2 separate regions of the Mus musculus genome follow, and region 1 is linked to region 2. A link is a loop called in an ENCODE intact Hi-C map of the cell type or tissue named here. Cell type or tissue: left cerebral cortex. All regions are shown on one strand. Links, peaks and the distances in the headings refer to the core of each region. The heading gives the core; the rest is flanking DNA. Region 1 holds the start of Sf1 (splicing factor 1). Region 2 holds the start of Nrxn2 (neurexin II).

The links. A loop is a pair of places that touch in the nucleus more often than their neighbours do. Peaks named below come from ENCODE experiments on the same cell type or tissue, not always from the same donor. Only the 100,000 strongest peaks of a DNase experiment are listed, where the experiment ranks them.
Region 1: it touches region 2 in a loop (2.4-fold over the local background); 4 of 42 quality-filtered maps call a loop at or near these places.

What each region holds. Positions count from the first base shown.
Region 1 is chr19:6,360,380-6,369,569 of GRCm38, reverse strand. It overlaps Sf1 (splicing factor 1), which reads right to left and starts at 5,880. Exons shown (of 13, transcript NM_001110791.1): 1 at 5,452-5,880; 2 at 3,778-3,906; 3 at 1,131-1,206. The coding sequence starts at 5,482. It overlaps Gm14966 (predicted gene 14966), which reads left to right and starts at 5,860. Exons shown (of 3, transcript NR_168058.1): 1 at 5,860-5,963; 2 at 8,789-8,910. In left cerebral cortex, for the core only: no CTCF peak of the experiment used is centred there; DNase peaks (open chromatin) are centred at 5,031 and 5,959; H3K4me3 peaks cover 2,643 bases; H3K27ac peaks cover 2,083 bases.
Region 2 is chr19:6,412,873-6,422,062 of GRCm38, reverse strand. It overlaps Rasgrp2 (RAS, guanyl releasing protein 2), which reads right to left. Exons shown (of 17, transcript NM_011242.3): 13 at 8,837-8,978; 14 at 8,599-8,635; 15 at 8,022-8,198; 16 at 7,209-7,271; 17 at 6,847-7,069. The coding sequence ends at 7,213. It overlaps Nrxn2 (neurexin II), which reads right to left and starts at 3,307. Exons shown (of 23, transcript NM_001205234.2): 1 at 3,091-3,307. Gm14965 (a long non-coding RNA gene) reads left to right here and starts at 3,301. Exons shown (of 3, transcript XR_879495.2): 1 at 3,301-3,572; 2 at 4,403-4,586. In left cerebral cortex, for the core only: a CTCF peak has its summit at 3,740 (motif pointing left); DNase peaks (open chromatin) are centred at 3,703, 4,275, 5,504, 5,735 and 4 more places; H3K4me3 peaks cover 3,122 bases; H3K27ac peaks cover 2,529 bases.

The sequences.
Region 1 (9,190 bases), core at 462-8,461, 52 kb after region 2:
TAATCCCAGTTTTCCAGGAAGCAAACAAGGTTTGTTAAAAACTCAACCTTTGGAGGAATTGCCTGGTAACCTGTAGACATACCATTAAAGGGGAAAAGGCCAAAAAGGCACTAAACAGTTGTGGTCTATAACCTATAATGTTAATCTTAAAAAAAACTAAAAAATAAAAATCTTCAAATCAAAAAAGAAATGTAAAATTTCCAACCAAAATCTATATGTAAAAATAGAACAAACTTGATAAGCAAAACAAAGTCAATAATGGAGAAATCATTAGGTTCATTTGTTTCATGGTAAGGGGCAGAAGAACTGCATGTGACCAGGATAACAAAAGCCAGAAACACCTTCAAAGCAATCTTTTCAACTATGCTACATGCACTAAGAAAGATTTCAGTGGAAGCTTATTGTCTATTAAAGGACAAGACTTTAGCTGTTCAAAGACCTGTACCAGCCAATAAAATTCCACTTAAAACATTCCTCTCTCACAGACATCTTAACTTTCCAGAGGTGAGAGAAACTGCAAACTGAAATGGCATGACCACAGCTGTTTGAGGCCCATACTCCCTTTTAAAAAGGAAAAAGTAATAATTTAGGGGGTTGGTTGCTTGCCTTCCCTTCCCAAAACCCGCAGGCAGGCAATGGCCAAGGCTGAAAATTAACTGGCAATGAAGGAAGTTGGTTAGAAATCTCCTGATTTTAAAACAATCTCAAAACCACAAGCAGGTAAGACTTCAACAAGCTTTGGCCTGCTTAAATTCAGTGATGGTTAAAAATACTCTCAAATCCCTGCATAACATACCCAATGAGAAAAACTACCCCCTGTGCTTTCAGCCAAAGCAGCCAGTGAAAAGGCAGGTTAATGGCCACCTCTCACTGTCCCTAGGGGTGGGCAAATTACCAGGTTAAAACCTATATGCTTACCAATTAGAAACCAGTTAACCATTTTCTTTAACTTATTCTCCCATTAAGAGAACTTTTCTAACTGTTGACTGAGCATATAGTCTACTCTGGTCAGAATACCAGTCGTCTTAACTAGGAGTTATTGAACTGACACAATATGTTGCCACCAGTAAAAACATATTGAGAAAAAAGGTAAAAGCGTTACTGTCAGCTGGTTAAAACTGTTTCCCAACCTGTCCTCAGGGTTAGGGGGGATGCCCAGGTCTCCTGTGCGCAGTTTACGAGTCAGGTCTTCTATCTGTAGTTGCACTGGAAGAAACCAGGTTAGGAAAGAAAAAAAAGGATGGAAAAAAGACAATGTTACCAAAAAACATCTCAAATCTCAATAACAAGCATGAAGAACTCGGAGACTTTGAAAGGGACGACTGATCAGTGACACACTGAGGCAAAAACCCCCAACCACCTAGCGCAGGAGTCCATCTACATCTACAGCTAATGTCCACCTCAAAATGGTTATCACTTAAGGAAGCAAACAGTTTGTTGGAAGAGGGGTTAGCAGTTAAGACTGTTCACTAAAGCTTACAATTCCAATTATCAGGAGGTATTCACCTCTCCCTTCTCCACCAACACTTGCTTACGATTGGTACCCCAAACCAACGGCATTTAAGATATCAGTACCTGCTTCCCACCAAACTCAGGGCAAAACTTAAGTTTCTATTTCTTTAATAAGTATTAAACACAGCCCAAAAGTACTCAAATAACATGGGACAACAAAAATAGCAGTTGAGCAAAGATCATTTTCATTAAGACAAGATTTAAAACTCTTTAAGTAAGACACTCAATAACCAATTTAACATCTTACAGATTTGTGTGTGTACTTTCTGTACAACCAGATCTGTACTAAAAGAGCTCCCCAATACCTGCACCTTTACTCAAATACTGAGCAAACCACATACCTTTGTTCATAATCCAATGGGCCTAAGTAAGGTGCTGTAAACTATCATTTTCCCCCTTTTTTCCAGATAGGGTCTCAAAAAACACAGCCCTCGCTGTCCTGGAATGCACTGTGCAGACCAGGCTGGCCTAGAACCCAGAAATCATCTGCCTTTGCCTCAGTGACTGGGTTAAAGATGTGCACTACCTTCACCCGCCTAGGAGTTTATTTTCAGACCAGCTACTGATATCTTAGGAAGGTGTGTAGATGCTAAGTGAGGGTCAAGAGACTGTATATGGCCCCCAGGTTTGAAACATGAGAGATTCACTAAAAGCTGTCAGTAACTCAGACAAAATTTAACACAGCACTAGGATAGATAGCAAACCTAGAGTAGCTTCTTCGACATGGTATGTGACTGCTTCTGGTATGTATTTTTATTACGCCCCAGGTCTCTGAGAAAGCAGTAATGGCACAGTTTACCTACAATTAGGTTTAATACATACCTTAAATACAGAAAATTCTAATTATCTGCATTAAGACATGTTTCACAGGACTATACAACATCTCCATGCTGAAATACTGATTAAAAAAAAAAAAAAATCGACAGTGAAGAGGATACCAAGGACCCCTGGACAAAGCAAATGTGCCATGGAAACACTGCTACTCTCCAAGCTCCTTCATGACAACAAGCTCTAGGCTTGCAGCCAGACTAAGCTCAGCAACCTAGCAGCTCAGTACCATAGGGCAGCCTCTAGTTGTGGGATCTAACGTGAATAAACATCCAGCACTGAAGAATAAACCAGGAAAGACTGCTACCTCCCTTGAACTAAAAATGCACCCTAGCTTCTAACTCTGAGTTTATCTACTTCAACAAAATATGTAAATAGTCTCTAAGGGCTTGATGCATTAACTGGGCCTCCAGAGGAAGAGAGGGAGTTGTAAAGTACTGTTTTTTTAGACTGGTCTTGGGCTGTGGGAGCACTAAGACATCTTACAAGGTCCAACACTGGTCTAATGACACCCAAGGCTTAGGTGAGAGTAAACAGCAGGAGAAAGTAGGATTAGTAGTAAGTACTGTGAGAAGCAGACAATTCCACGCCTCAAAATCCTCAGCAATCTAAGAACCAGGAAATGAAGACCTCCAGACTCAGAGCACCTTAGCCTTGAAGCTGTCTGAGAAGGACACAGCTCAATGGACCCAACGAGGTTTCTGCCCCAAAGAGGATGTTTACTTGGTTAGTTGAAAATGTTTATCAAGTGCACTTTTTGAGACAGCAGGACAGATATAAAACTTCCATTTATTATGACCTTGGATTTTAAGTAATTTTGAGGTTTAATTCTACTGTGGACAGTAACCTAATTTTTTAAATTCTGCCACCACTTCATTTCAAATCAAACAGTAAACCCTTCCCAGCAGAGTCCTTTAGTGGTAAATTACAAGAGCCTGTTTTAAGACAGCTCTCTAAAGATGGAACAAGAAAGGATACTGAAGGGAAGGATTAAATTCAACAAAATGGGTAAACTATAAATGCTTTCCGAGCCACTTTTTGCTTAAACTATTTTGTACCTATAAAAAAACGAAACCACAATTTTAGGGAAAGGGAACCATGACATTATGGTGAAAGGCCATGCTACAAAAAAGCAACTGGTTTACAATACCTGCAGTGTTCTCCACTGGGGCCTGTCCAGAGAGGAAGATAGCATTCACCTCACCAATGAGCAAGAACAGCAGCTGAGAAGGGGGCTGCCGAGCTAAGAGCAGGCCCAAACAAGAAGCTGCAAATGCAGGACTGGCCAAGCAAATCACGGATTACACAGCTATGAAAGCATAGCTCATCACACCTTGTTCCCATGACTAAAATCTTAAGACTTTCAACAGGTTCATCACTCAGAACAATCTGCAGTAACAATCTGAAGATGCACCTGGATGTAGAACGTGTATTTACCTATGTAAGCTCTTTCCTGTTCCCGAGTCAGTCCAGGGGGTATAACTGTAGGCATGCCTGGAATCACTGTCTTCTGCTCCATTGTGTCTTGGTTCCATCGGCTCCTCTTCCTCTTCTTACTTGGGAAGTCTAAAGACAGACAGAGCCCATCAGGCAGAAATATGAACCAGAAGGCAAGCAGTTCATGATAATTAAAACTAAACTGAAATCACCTAAATTTTTAAAAAGAAAGAAATCTCAGAGGTCAGAGAAAACAAGCAGCCATTTTAAAGATCCTCCTGTCAGGAAAGTTAAGGAACAGTTCACATTTAGTTCTTTTAAAACGAAAATACTAGAGAATGTAACAAGGAACACATTTCTTTTGTAGTGTTAACATCAGAGTTTTTGCATATATTGGGTAAGAGCTCTACCACTGATGCATATCTCCAACTCTTTGGATCTTTTGTTTGTTTTTTGAGACAGAAGTCCCTTTAGAGAACCCTGGCAGTCTTAAACTATGTAGACTGGCATCAAACTCAAAGCCCCACCTTCCTCTGCCTCCAGAGTGCTAGGATTAAAAGCATGAACCATCATGCCCTTGCTTCCAAGACTTAATGCACAGAAACCCAGAATCAGAAGTGTACAGATACATATTATCAATTCTGAATGCCTTAAAGGGCAGAAAAGAGGAAACTGGAATGAGGCCCACAAAGCATTGGAACTCAAGCTACAAGAGTACACAACAAATCTCTTGCTACACATTACTGTGGGAAACATGCCATCCTTCAATATGACCATTCTTACTCGTGGAAAGATCAGTTTTCCTGACCAGTGGACACTTGTCATCAGAACTCTGATTTATTACATTCTTCCCTACATTTACCACACAAGGTTTTCTACTTCTCAGATTACAGGCCCAGAGAAAAAGCCTTTTAAAACAGCACGGGGAAAGCTGGTCACTCTGAGAACCTTCTAGAAAACAAAAGGAGAAAACCTTTAATAAATGATCGAACTCAAGCATCCCTAGTAGCCTTCCGAACTCGCCTCACTGTGAAAGGAGACACTCCTGCCACGGGGCTGCTAAAAACCATCAAGGGAGCCACTCACACCACGTCGTCCCGTGGACCTGACTCTCCTGTCCTCCATAGCAGGAGCTCAGGGGGCAACAGGTGGCTTCTTCCAAAACTACCACAATTGCGCCACAAAGCCTGAACGCCTCACTGCGTCTGCGCGAAGAACGCTTCCTCCCGCCCTTCTGGTTCTCGCGGTGCGCGTGCGCAATCGAAGCCTCCCAAACCAGGCCGCGCGTTCCCCGTGGCGCGTCCGCCCGGGCCTCCCGTGCGCGCGCGCGCGTCCTCGCCGCGTCCAACCGCGGTGGCGTTGCCCCTCCGTCGGCCGGTTCGGTTCGCCCGACGACTCTCGCGCTCTATCGGCCCGACTCACCTCCGCCGCCACCGGGCTGGCCCGGCTGCTGGTCCTGGCGCGGAGGCGACCCTCGCTGAAAAGAGCGGCGGCGGCGCGGGGGCGGCTGCTATGGCGGGTACGAGGCCGGGGGCGGCGGCGGTGACGGCACCGCCGCTAAGGACAAGGCCGTGGTTAGGGCCCCCGGCAGCGGCGTCCCGAGCGCCAATAGGCTGGGCTTGAAGCTGCCTCTGGGCCCAGGAAGTGGGGAAAGGCCTGGTAGGCCCAGCTTACCCAGCGGCGTGGCGTTCGCTCCGGTCGCCATGGCGCCCCAGGGGACCGGCAGCAGCGGTTCCTCGTCCTCCGCGGCGACTTCTCCTTCACGAACCTTCCGGGAGCTGGAGGTGGGGGGGAGGGGACCCGACTACGCGGCTGAAGAGCGCGGGGAGCCCGTCCTCTCACGCGGCGGGCGGCGGCGGCGCCAGACGCACAAAGAGGGAGGAGAAAGGACGCCGCGGGGGCGGGCTCGGGGCGGAGGGGCCGCGGCCTGGATTGGGCCGGCCCGAGGTGAGGTCGGAGGCAGCGGCCTCCGATTGGTGGAGCACTGGCTCTTTTCAATATGGGTCGGGATTGGCCGAACCGTTAGGCCCGGCGACGAAATGGCGGCGGGGCCGGGGGAACTGGGAGGTGTCGCAGCGCGCACTCCTTGTTACTGCGCGGACTGAGGCCAGAGTGGCAGGGGAATAGGAGGGGGCAAAGTCTGTGACGTGAGAGAACGGCTAGCTCATTGGCTGAAACCGATGGAGGTAAGCGCCTCGGCGTCGTAGTGCCACACGATTGGCTGAAACGATTCCCCTCCCCCAGGAGCCAGCCGCTCGAGAATGGAGAAAGCCGGGAGGAGAAGCCGGAACCAAGGCGGAGAGCAGGGGTGCGCATGCGTAGGGAGGGCACGCGTGTCCCCGCCCCCTTCCCCAGAGGGGCGGAACGGAGGCCTTAAGTGACGTTAGTCATTGTGCTAGAGGTAACTAGGGACCGCGGCGAAGGGGCGGGCTCGAGCTGACGAACAGGATACGTCGAAGCTGCAGGTAGAGTAGAGAAAGACTTCCTGTTTTCTCTGAAAAATAGTGTTACGAAATGGCTCAAAACTAGGGTAGTTGGTGGGTGTATTTAAAGACTTTATTTCATTCCGGTACAAGGTAGCCAAGTAGCCTGTCACCCGAGAACTTGAAAGGCTGAGACAGGAGAGCTGACATGAGTTTGGGGCTAACCTGGGGTACAGTATATCTGTCTCAAAAAATCCAGGTTCAATGGCACATACTAACTCTTGTAAAGGAAAAGTCAGGCGCTCCAAGTCCTTCTTGGAGAGGGGAGAGAAAGTCATTTCAAAAGTTAGTCTAAAAGTGTGCACTTCCAGGGAAATCTCAATGCGTTGGAAATTTGTTTCGGGTACCTTAAAATTACCCATAAAAATGGTAGGGAACTTGTAAATGAGACTGAGGCCAAACATTCCTTCCCATGAAATAAACATGAGAGTAATGAAACAGGTTAGCACAACATAATAGAACTGGGGATAGATAGGGTTCTCACAGAGAGGTTATTTAGACCCAGTAGGGGAAACAGTGTTTAATATGTAATTAGAGTGGCTAGAGAAATAGCAGATAAGACCAGGCACTGGCTACTCTTCCAGAGTCCCAGGTTGGATTCCTAGAACCTAAATGGTGACTCACAACCATCCGTAACTTCAGTCCCAGGATATCAGAACCCTCTTCTGGCCTCACAGGCACTGCATATATATGGTGCACAGACTTATATGCAGACAAAACACCCATATACATAAGACTAAGTAATCTTTTAAAATGATGTAGAAAAGTAGACATGTAGACAACAGAAGGTTTGGAGTAATCTAGGAATAAAGAGACTACAAAGATAAGAAACTCAAGTATGGTGGATGGTACAAGTCAACAGACTATGACAGGTAGGGAGGAAATGGCCATAGAACAGAGAAAGAGCAAATGTCTGGGCAGAAAATACAATTGAGTGGTAGAACCTAGCACATGTAACTCCCAGATTACATCAGCAGACATGTGAAAGTAGAAAAGCCAACTGTAATACCCAAGAAACCTATCAACCTAAGCAGAGGAGGGGCCAGCTCGGCAGTTAAGAGTGCTGGACAGCAGGGCGGTGGTGGCGCACGCCTTTAATCCCAGCACTCGGGAGGCAGAGGCAGGAGGATTTCTGAGTTTGAGGCCAGCCTGGTCTACAGAGTGAGTTCCAGGATAGCCAGGGCTACACAGAGAAACCCTGTCTGGAAAAACAAAACAAACAAAAAAAAAGAGTGCTGGATACTCTTCCACACCAACTAACAACCATCTCACTTCTGTTCCAGAGGATCGTGACTCCCTGTTCTGACACCTCAGGCACTGCTCTTACTGCTGATGTACAAACATACATGTAGATAAAACACTTATACACATTAAAATAATCTCTAAAGACTTAACAACGACAACAAAAGCCCCACAGTAGTAGAATACTTGCTTAGTATGGCCAAGGGCCTCGGTTCAGTCCCAAATACTGAAAACCATTATGTAGCTGGCCAGAGCAGGCTGTGGAAGTTTGAATGAGAGTGGACCCCTTAGACTTATTTGAATGCTTAACCCCAGTTAGTAGATCTATTTGGGAAGGATTTGGAGACATGGTCTTGTTGGAGGAGGTCTATCACTGTGGGTAATTTCAAAAGCCCACACCAGGCCTAGTCTCTTGTCTGTCTCCGTCTTTCTGCTGATTCAGTGTAAATTCTCAGCTACTACAACAGAAGCTGCCTGCTTCCTGCCGCCATGCTCCCCACCAAGGTTGCCATGGGCTCACCCTCTGAACTGTAAGCAATAAGCTCTCTCTCCTCTAACTTTCCTGGGTCACAGCAATAAAAAAGTAAGTGATGGTGGAGGCATAGCATGGGAACTCTTGGAACCTTGATCAATCATGGCACTAGGAATGTCAAGGAGCACTCAGGCCATGGTCTGTCCACAGCCTGTATCCACCATGGCTTCCTGCCCATCCAGAGATAGGACTGCACACCAGACCCACTGTGCTTCGGGGTGAGTGTGGTGCTCTGGAAAATGTGCAGGCTGCCAGTGAACTCTCCTCTGTCGGGAGAGGTAACTGAAATCAAAGAAACACTTGCAGAAAACCTAGGGCTTCTGCACAAATCCGTGAAGGGAGTTGGCTGATCAACATGACACTGTGTGATTGTTCAGAGCTGGGTGAACTAATGAGTGAAGAAGGATAAGAAATAATGAAATCCACTGAAGAGTGACCATGGCACCACATACCCCAAATCAGTGGGAGGTGACCTGCTCTAACATACTTGTCTTAAATAAGTAGAGGATAGAAGGCTTGAGAGAACTTTTAGCAGTACTGATGGAAAAGAAACCATTCTTGACAATACTACTTAAGGAAAAAAAACCCAACTTGCTAATGGGTGCAGGTAAGCACTGTGTACATATTTTCATAATACAGCAGATACATATTTAGACTAGGGATTTAGCTCCAGTCTTGAGAATTCATGAGATCATCTATGGGAAAAAGTAATTATAAAGTTGGATTTGATGACAAGCCACTGTTTTAATTCCAGCACTCCACAGACAGAATTCAAGGCCAGCCTGATGTATGTAACAAGTTCCAGGCCAGCAAGAGTTACATGATGAGACCCTACCCAGTGATTGTAAGAATTCCAAAATTCAGGATAACAATGCTGTAAGTCTTACATAATATTCTAATCCACCCATATCTATCCCTGGGTTTAGGTCAAGAGACTTCATGTACCTTCTCATTGGAAACAGTGTCAGATGAAGGACAGTGCTGTCTTCCTTTTACCATGTGCAGCAGTGATGGCTGCTGGGTTTACAGTGGAGCACCAACTCTGCAGCACAGCAGGAAATGAAACAATCATCCTGCCGAGTCAGGACAGAATGACGCCCTGGTAGGGACAGAATGACACCTTGGTAGGGACAGAATGGCATGGCTCTGGCCCTGG
Region 2 (9,190 bases), core at 560-8,559:
TGTGTGTGCGTGCGTGCATGTGTATAAAGGGATGTACTAATGATTAAAAAAAAATTACTTGCTGCTGGGCCAGAGGGATGGCTCAGGGAGTTGCCAAGCCTAAGTTTGATACTCAGTATGTACATGATAGAAATAGAAAACCAAGCCCTGCAGGCTATCCTCTGACCCCTGCATAGGTACCATGATGCACATACACACTAAAAGGAATAAATGGATGTAAAACCTATTTGAACACCTATTGCTGACTAGGAGCTTTCCAAGGGCCTGAAAAATACACCAGATTGAAAAGTTCACCGTCAGGAACACATTAGGTGCCTACTAAATACAACTGTGGCTACTATGATTATAGTCGTCAAAATCCTCTCAACCAATCCCTGAGACATGTCTCAGTCATGCAGATGGAAACATACCCCTTTTACAGATAAGGGAAACGAGGATCACTGGTTGGCAAAGCGCAGGCCTTGAAGCCTCGCCCTCCTCCACCCACACTGAACAGTGTCAGTGTCAGAAAACGACAGGGAGGTCTGCATTACTGAATGAATCTCGGCGAGTGCACAGGCCTATCAGTGTGGAAGCAGCCAGGACAGAACTACACCAACAGATGGAACCACAAGGGGTGGGTGGTGTGTGAGGACACACTTCTGGGAGTCCCCGTGGGGGCTGAGCGGGAGCTTGAATTGAAGGGACGGACATTATGTCTCCAGTGTCGGGCAGGCAGAGAGAGCCTTGTGTGGAGGACAAATGCTGGGGCCGAACGGCAGGTTCTGCAGAAGGCAGGCCAAAGCTGGCCTGCAGTGACTGTGGTCACCATCAGGTAGGAGTAGGTTTAAGAGCTTTCTGGAAGTCCATTAGTGACAGGAGTGTGACAGAGAAGGAACTTAGGTGGGAGTCACGGGTTTGGGTCAAGGCAAAGAGGATGTGCCCACCTTGTGCCCTAGTGCACACACCTATAGACCCGGAGCACAATGCTTAAGACCCAGACTGGCATGCAGTGCGTGTGATATGGCAGGCAGGGGTTGCTGTGTCTGGGAAAATGTGTAGGCGTGGGCGTGTGTGCCCAGGAGAGGAAGCAGTGCATGCCAGGAGGGCAGGTGGGCCTGAGTTCATGAACAGTGGCAGATGCTGTGCATCTCTGAGGGGAAGGACTGTCAGGCAGTGCTTTGTCAGGAGACCCGGGGGCACTCAGGGGTTCTATGCGTGCTGTGTGCTCAAGTAGGGCTCCTGGAGGAGGTCCCTGAGGCAGGCAGGAGGTGGCAGTGTCTCTGGGCGGGGAGCGTGGGCGGTTTGCTGCCAAGGAGTTGTATTGTATACGCAGGTGTGTGCGCCTTGTGTAGGTGTGTGTCTGGGCGAGTGCCACCAAGTGTGTGGATCAGTGTCGGGATGTCTGTGTCACTGGCAAGGGTAGACAGAACAGAACAGAAAAGACGGAGCCTGGAGAGACACGGAGGTCCCCGGTGGCTATTCTAGAGCCCTGTCCCTTCCTCTCAGGAGCAGCTGTCATGTGGATTCAGCCAAGGAGCAGCTTCTCAGCAGGCACTGCCAGCTGATCGGTCCCGCCCACCCCTGTGCTGCTGAGGATGGACAGAGTCTGAGCACACTTCCCTTAGCAAAGGTAAGGGGCCTCCCAGACACAGACCCTACTCCCTGAGGCTACAGACGAAAGTTGCTCTGGCTCTGACATATCCATCCCTGAGCCATCCCCAGGTTTGGGGTAGCAAGCTGGGACCTGAGTAGCTGAAGCACCTACAAAGCCGGAGGCCCTCCATGTAGTTAACTGACTAGCCGACCTCCCCTCCTCTCTTTTTCCTTCCTGCTCCCTTCTCTCTCTTTTTCTAGCAGAAGACAGAGGATGTAAAGCTCTCCCCCAGAAGGAACGCCCAGACACTGAGAAGGTGGACGAGAGGGAGGGGCAGGAATGACTAGAAGGTCCTTGTCTACCCCACCCACCCACAATATGTGCAAAGAACGAGGGTGTTTGAAAGCCGGAAGTAGTCAAGGGGGCTGGAGACCCAAGACCCACCCCCTCAGATTTTCTTGAGCACTGTGGAGCTGGGCACCCTTTCGCTGTGGAGCACCAAGGAACTACCCCTCCCATCCCTGCCGGTTCATTAAGGCCCTGGATGCCTCAAGAGGGGGTGACGGCAAAGGCAACTGGAACAGCCCAATAACCCCCACAAATCCAATTTCACCTCCAGGAGCCCACCCAGGGTCCTTGTGGTCATACCCCCATCCCAAAGAACCCAGGCAGACTGCTCCTCCCTCTGGGGGAGAAGGCTGGAGCATGAGAAATGGTTCCCACCTCTTTGAGGTGGAGGGATAAGCCCAGGGCTCAGAAGACTCCTCTACCCTTCCAGTACTCTGTGACCAGAGCCCCACCGCTGCCCTCAAGTATATTCTCAGCCAAGCAGAGCCTCCTTCGACCGGTTTCCCTCTCTGTCACCCCCCAGCTCTCCCCAGCAAGCTTCTCTCCTCTCCCTCAGGCCCCCCATCTTGTCCAGCTCTTCCCCGTCACAGACTCATCTATGCCTAGAGCATCCTGGCATCTTCCCCTCTGCTCCCTCCTGATAACCTCCTCTCCCCTTGGCTCCCATCCCCCAGTAGTCTTTTCTTCAGTGGTTGCCCCCAGACCTCCCTCTCCACTTCCCAAACCTCTCTCCAGCCTGCCTCCTCTCCCACTAAGACCAGTGTTTCTCCCCTGCAGACCCTTCAGACCACAACAGCTCGCAGCTTCTCTGGTCCATCACTGCTTCCAGCTGCCAGGACCAGCATAGACTGGGACCTCCCCCCACCCCTATTTCAGAGCCCTTCTCACAGCCCTATGGATGCCCCTCCTTCAGACCCCCTTCCCCCATCGACCCTCCCTCACCACCTTGCATTCGCCCCAGCTCAGGGCCAATGCCCCTTCCACAGGGAGTCCCCCAACCTCCCCCAGCGGCTTCGCCTCCTCGCTGTCACCCAGCCAGCCCTCTCTGCTCGGCGCCCCCGCCCCCCAATCCGTCCTTTCTGCATCCGCCGCCCCCTCCGACCCGCTCCCCTCCCCCGATTGGCTCCCGCCCCCCACCCGTCTCCGCCGCAGCCCCCCCCCCATACCTGGTTTTGGGGGCGCCAGGAGCTGAAGGGTAGGGATCCGAGCCTAGAGACCGCTGGGTCTACGGCAGGTAACAGATCCTGGGCCAGCGATATCGGCTGCCTCGCGCCTCCTGGTCCCCGCCGCGTCCCCGCCCGCCCCGCCGCGGTGCCGCTCCGAGGAGGATGCTCTGAGAGTCAGGGCGGCTGCTCCCGCCGCCGCATCCCTGCAACACCGACTGACGGCAGCATCAGCACCAGGACCCGCCCCCCAAGCACACGCATTGGGCCACGCAACACTGACGGACGAGTGGCACAGCCAATGCGAAGATGCAGAAGCCGCCAGTCCCGCGGCTCCATGACCCGCCTCCCTCCTCCGCGAGGACCCAGGCGTCCCGGCCCCAGGGCATCCGAGCCCTTTCCCACCTCTCTGGACCTTTGCCCGGACGTCCAGGCCTCTTAACCCAGCAGGTGCTCTCCCCAGGCTCGGGGTCTTGGGAATCCAGGTACCCTAGCCCCTTCTACCTTTGGTTGGGTTGTTGGATCCCACACCCACCCGCCCCTGCCGGCGGGTCCCGAAGATAGTGCCCAGGGCTGGGACAAACCAAAGGAGAGGACTGAACCCCGACTTGAGGCACCGAGAGAGCAGGACCCGAGCAGGGCCTTGGCCACAGCGCCCTCTGCTGGCTGAGTCTGGGGGGGCTGGCCTGGGCTACCCGGAGCCAAGGAAGCCTCTCCCACCCCAGGACTGCTAGTGGCTTTTCCAGTCGCTCGCAGAGACCCTACCAATCACTGTCTCTGTATCCTCTAGCTGGAAGCCTCCGGAACTGAAGAGCTAGGGGCTTTTCTGAGATAAGGACGAAGCTTGGAGGTTGGCAAGATTCTAAGCTAGAGACAGTGGGGTTTCCCAGCCCAGACTCATGGGAATCCCAGAGTTTGGAACCAGCTTTCCACCCCTGTGGAAGGCTTTTCTGGGGTAGGAAAAGGCTAGTGGTGGGGTGGAAGCTACCCACTCCCTGTTACTGAATACAAATCTAGTAGAATCTTCCCTTCGAGCTCCTACCCTTAGCTGTGAGTTTCAGAGTGTGGTCCTGGCGTGCAAGTCTTCTGCAGTAAGAATGTCTGCATCGCCGTGTTTGTGTCAGAGTGTGAGGAAGGAACACCCCTCTTCATTTACTCCACCGAGAAAAGGTAGATCCAGCGCCTAGGTGTGTATACCATTACCTAAGTTGGACACAAGGCTTCTCAATGAGACAGTGTGCCGGCGTGGGTGTGGCCGTGGGTGTGTGGCAGACCATTTTGCCAGTTCTCTCCAGGCCCCTGATTTCTGTTACAGGGCCTGTGATCTGCACAGCTGGTAGCAGTTGGCATTTCCTTAGCCAGAGGCAATATGCAAGAACACACGTCCAACCACTAATGTATGCAGATACACATGGGGGCACACAGCCATGCACACCTATTCATGTGTGCCCAGCGTTTCCAAGAAACACAAAGGGACACTGCAGAGATGCCCCACCATGGTAAGTCACCACGGGGGGTGGGGGGACACACTCGATCCATAACCTGCATACTTGTGCATACACAGGTACCTGCACACTCAAGGGCAAACACACACCCAAGTGACTCACAGGGGACCTGCCCATGGAGTCTCCCTGGTCGTCGGTAGGTACTTTGCAGAGCAGTCAATTCCTGAGTTAATGAATGTGGACACTCCCCCCACCGCTCCTTAGAGAGGACCTCCTTTGATAGCCTGGAAGGAGGATAGGAGAAGACCTAGCTGCAATGGGTATTTCCCAGGCAGTGGAAAGGGAGATTCCTGAACAAGGTCCCAGACTTGGGGCCTACTCTGACCTTGGAGAGACCCTCAGGCAGCCCTGCCCCCACTACCACCACACCCCCCACACGTCCCCTACTGGCTGCCAAGGCCAGTAGAGGCAGCAGAACAAGAACTGCTGAGTCAGGGCCTCTCTGACCCCCCCCCCAGCCCACTGCCCCACCCATCATCTGCTGTTCCTCCTCCTGCAGGACCCACACTCACACGTACAAACACCAAAATGCAGAGGGACAGACAAGCAGGTGCAGTGACCCAGTGACAAGGCTCAAACCCCAGGAGTCTGAGTGGGAAGGGAGGCAAGGGTGAACACCGCTCTTCTGTCTCTACCTTCAGCTTTTCCCATCAAGGGCAGGAAAGGTCGCTGGAGTCTGCTACACCTCCCTGCTACACCTCCCTGTCCCTCTCCTCTACAAGGAAGGTCCGAGATTCAGATCCCTCATGGCAGCTGGGCCCCACCACTTCAAAACACACCCCTCAAATACACAGGCTCACACCCAATGTGGCATTGGGGAGCAGCATAGAGCAGACACCCTTCTAGGCAGGTACACAAGCCAACAGGGAGGGAAACCCTGGCAAGTGTAGGTGCAGGTCCCACACACATATGCTCAGGCAAACACCATGTGAGGGCCAGACACTCAATTCTGACACATTTGAATGACAGTGGAAAGGCAGGTACAGGTCACATCCCAGATGAGGCAGAGCTGAACACCGGGCAGCACCACACACTGGGAAGAGGCCAAGGAGGGGCTGGGGGTGGGCTGGGGAGCCGACCAGGCTGCAGGGATGGAGGCAGCGGGAGGCAGGCTGGCAGAGCAGGAGCGAGCTGCTCTTCACAACACAATCGCCGTCTGTTGTTATAGCAACTCAGCCCCCAAATCATGAAACGGATATTACAGCCTCGAGAGGGGGAGGGGAGGAGGGGGCTGAGGACAGAAGGAGAGGCAGTGTAGGGGACTCAATAAGGGACAGGGCTGAAGCTGATCATTGTGACAGGGCAGGAGAATGAGGGGACCCAAAATAAGGACTAGAAGACCAGAGGGATTGAAGTCAAAAAGGTAGAAACAGGCAGGAATTAGAGGCTCTGGGATAGTGCACTCTTCCAAGAGATTGGAGGCCACTGCCAGGTCTGCAGAATAGAGTGATGTACAGGTAGGGATTTAGGGTGCTCCTTTTCAACCCCAACAGCTGCTGTAAGGCACCCTACAGTGTGGAAATCTGGGGATGTAGCTCCCATTCTCAGCATTGCTATCTGGTACCTCCTGACCTTAGGGACATCTGGGTCAGGCTCTAGATCCTTTAGAAAACTCCCATAGACCACCCTCCTGTCCCAAAGCAGTCTTAGAAATAGCCTTGGCCTTAGTTAGTGGTGACAAGCACCCCCCCCCAAGTTCTCAGTGCTGCCAATACAGAAGGGAAGAGCAAGCTGGGTTAGGAGGCCTCCGGAGCTGAGCAAGATCAATATGCATTTCCTCTGGAAGTCGCTGTCCTTCCGGCTGGCGGCAGCACCAGGCCAGGAGGCTGCATGACCAAGGATGTCAGCCCCCACCCTGAGGCACACCAGCCCCAGCCTCTGGCTGTCCCCACCCCTCCTAGCTCTGCTCCACAGCCAGTACCCTGGGCTGCCCTCTCCCTGCCATGAAGTCCTGTCAGTGTAGGATTGATCCAGGGCCTAAGAGCTTATCTGGAACGGCAGAAGCGTCTTGCCTCTGGGTTGAAAACTCTAGTTGCACCAGTACCAGCAATTCTAGGGTGCACAAGCTCACTAGTCCCAAGGCTCGAGTCCCCCAGATTCAGGACTCCTCCCACTCTGCCCAAGAGTCTTGTGTTCTGAGGTTTTCTGCTCCTGAGACCCCATCCCCATGATCAGGTCCCAATCTATCCACCCTATGGAATTCTAGACCGCAACAGCATAGCTAGAAGTACAGCATCAGAGGGTTTTAGGCTGATGATCCAGGTTAATTATTCGGGCCTTTTTATTCCATCTGGAAAATACAAATATTCACAGGAGTCTGTACAACCTTAGGGACACCAGCCCTGGCCCTCTTCTCAATGCATGCCACCCTCGACCCCCACCACCCCCAGCCCCAACCTCCTGCCCCAGAATCTCTGGCTCCCTTCTCTACTCTAAGTCTTTCCTCCGAGGCAGGAATGAGTCCTTGATAGTCACAGCTGGGAAGAAGAAAAAAAAACAGAAGTCATGAGGAACCTCTTGTCAAATCCCCCCCCCCCCCCGCCCAGGCGCTTCCTATAAGCCGCCCCAGCCCTCCGTGGGGCGACCCTGGTGGCAGCCTGCAAAGGGAGGACTCACCATTTTATAAGTGGATGTCAAACACTCCGTCCTCCACCGACTGCACCTCCTCTTCACGGATCTCTGCGGAGAGGGACGGAGAGTTGTCCACTATCCCCACCCTGGGTCCCTGTGACCCCAGCAGCCACCTCCTGTCACAGAAGGCTCCCATCTCTTCCTCGTCCAGGAAGCAGGCCCATCCTCCAAAAATCAATTCTCAGGACGACCAAACGACCCCACTTTCTGAGGTTTATTCTTCGTTTCTTTCTGCCGAAGCTCTCCCCACAGCCACATCTCCGCCGGTGCAGTTTGCTTAAATGTCGATTTTGTGCGTATTACACAGTTTAGAGCCCAGCACATCTGAAGACCCACTGCAAATGGTTTTCTCTTTTCTATTTTTGAGGACTTACGCCAACCCAAATGATTGTGGTCAAATTACCTTAGACCTCAGTTTAACAGACCTCGAGAAAATAGTCATTTAGCAAACCATCACTCAGCGAACTGATCAGAACCAACAGAGACCCCAAGAGAATCACCCAGAGATTATGGGGGAAGAGACTTTTATAATGGCAAGCAAAAAGAGAAATGCAAATGGCTGGTGGGATGCCAACCCCCTTACAAAACAGACACACACTCGGGGTCCGGAAGCTTCGTCAAAATTAGGGTGCACGCCTTTAATCCCAGTACTTAGGAAGCAGAGCCTCCCTCCACCCTATCCTCAGAAAGTTGGAAGTTCTTTGGGCACTTTCTGGCATCGTCACCTATCTGACCCTTCTTTATAGTCCCAGCCGGCATTCTGGATAAGTTAATAGGCCTTTCTGGAGGCCCGCTTACCTGGAGGCCGAGAGCTGCGCCTGCCTGGGCGAGGCAGGGAAAAGCTGAAGGCCCGATGGTGGGTATGTGTGGGTGAGGGAGAGGGTGCAGAGCCCTCCAGGCTGACACTCTGGGCCCTGCGGCGACATTCCACTGACAGGCGCTCTTTGCATTGCTTGTGGCAGTTCACACCACAAGCTGAGGAAGGGAAGACAGGGAGCCCAGCAAGGGCCATGGGTCAGAAAGCTCGCCATCCCATCCTTCAAGTCCGTGCTCCATCTGTACTCCTGAGAAACCATCCCCCATCAAACTACAAGCCTCCTCCCAAATTGTTTTCTTCATGTTAATTTAATACCGGACTACACCCTCTCAAAAGTTTCTTTTCCTAGGCAGCTTGGCTCACCACAGCCTCTTAAAAGATAACCCCCTCATGTCAGTCAAGATGCCTCTCTGGTTACAATGTACTTCACTTCCTGGAAATCGCTGCCATCAAAATAAAAATCCCTACAGCAGTAACTCTCCCCACCACACTCCTACCACACCCCCAAAGCTTGATCCACCAGCGAAGCCATTCTTTCCATCACCCATCGTATCTTACCTCTACATTTAAGGCCCTGCTTGTAGATGCCCAGGATCTGCAATAAAGAAGGGGGCCATGCTTGGGGGTTAGGGTTTTATAGGTCTGAAGGAGAAGGCCTGAGTTCTACATGTTCCGCGGGTTGGCTAGTGTTCCCGTGTGGACCGGGTGGGCCAGCAGAAGGGCGGGGCGTGGGTCCGCAGGCCAGGTCTGGCGGGTCAGATGGAAGCGCTGCGATTCTGGGCAGTGGGGCGCTCACCAGAGCTTTGCAGTGGCGACAGGCAACCGGGCGTAGCGAGTTACTCTCCTGGAAGTTGTGTACGAAGCCCATGCGGCCTCCCAGCACGGAGCTGGAGCGCAGGAAGTAGGAAATCATCTCCTCCCGGCTGATGCAGCCATCCCTGGTGGTGGGCGTGGGGTCACCTCAACTCGGGTCCTTCCCTGGGGCAAGGGCCGGCCTCCCTAATCCCACCGGCAGAGGAAGAGGTCTCCACCCAGCTCATGACTTTGGACCTTCCGTGCAGGGAACATCTGCTACTAACTAGTGTGGGCTTGGCCAAGTAATTTCCCTAGGGTTTCCTCCTCAGGACAATGGGGGTGTCAGCTAAAGACA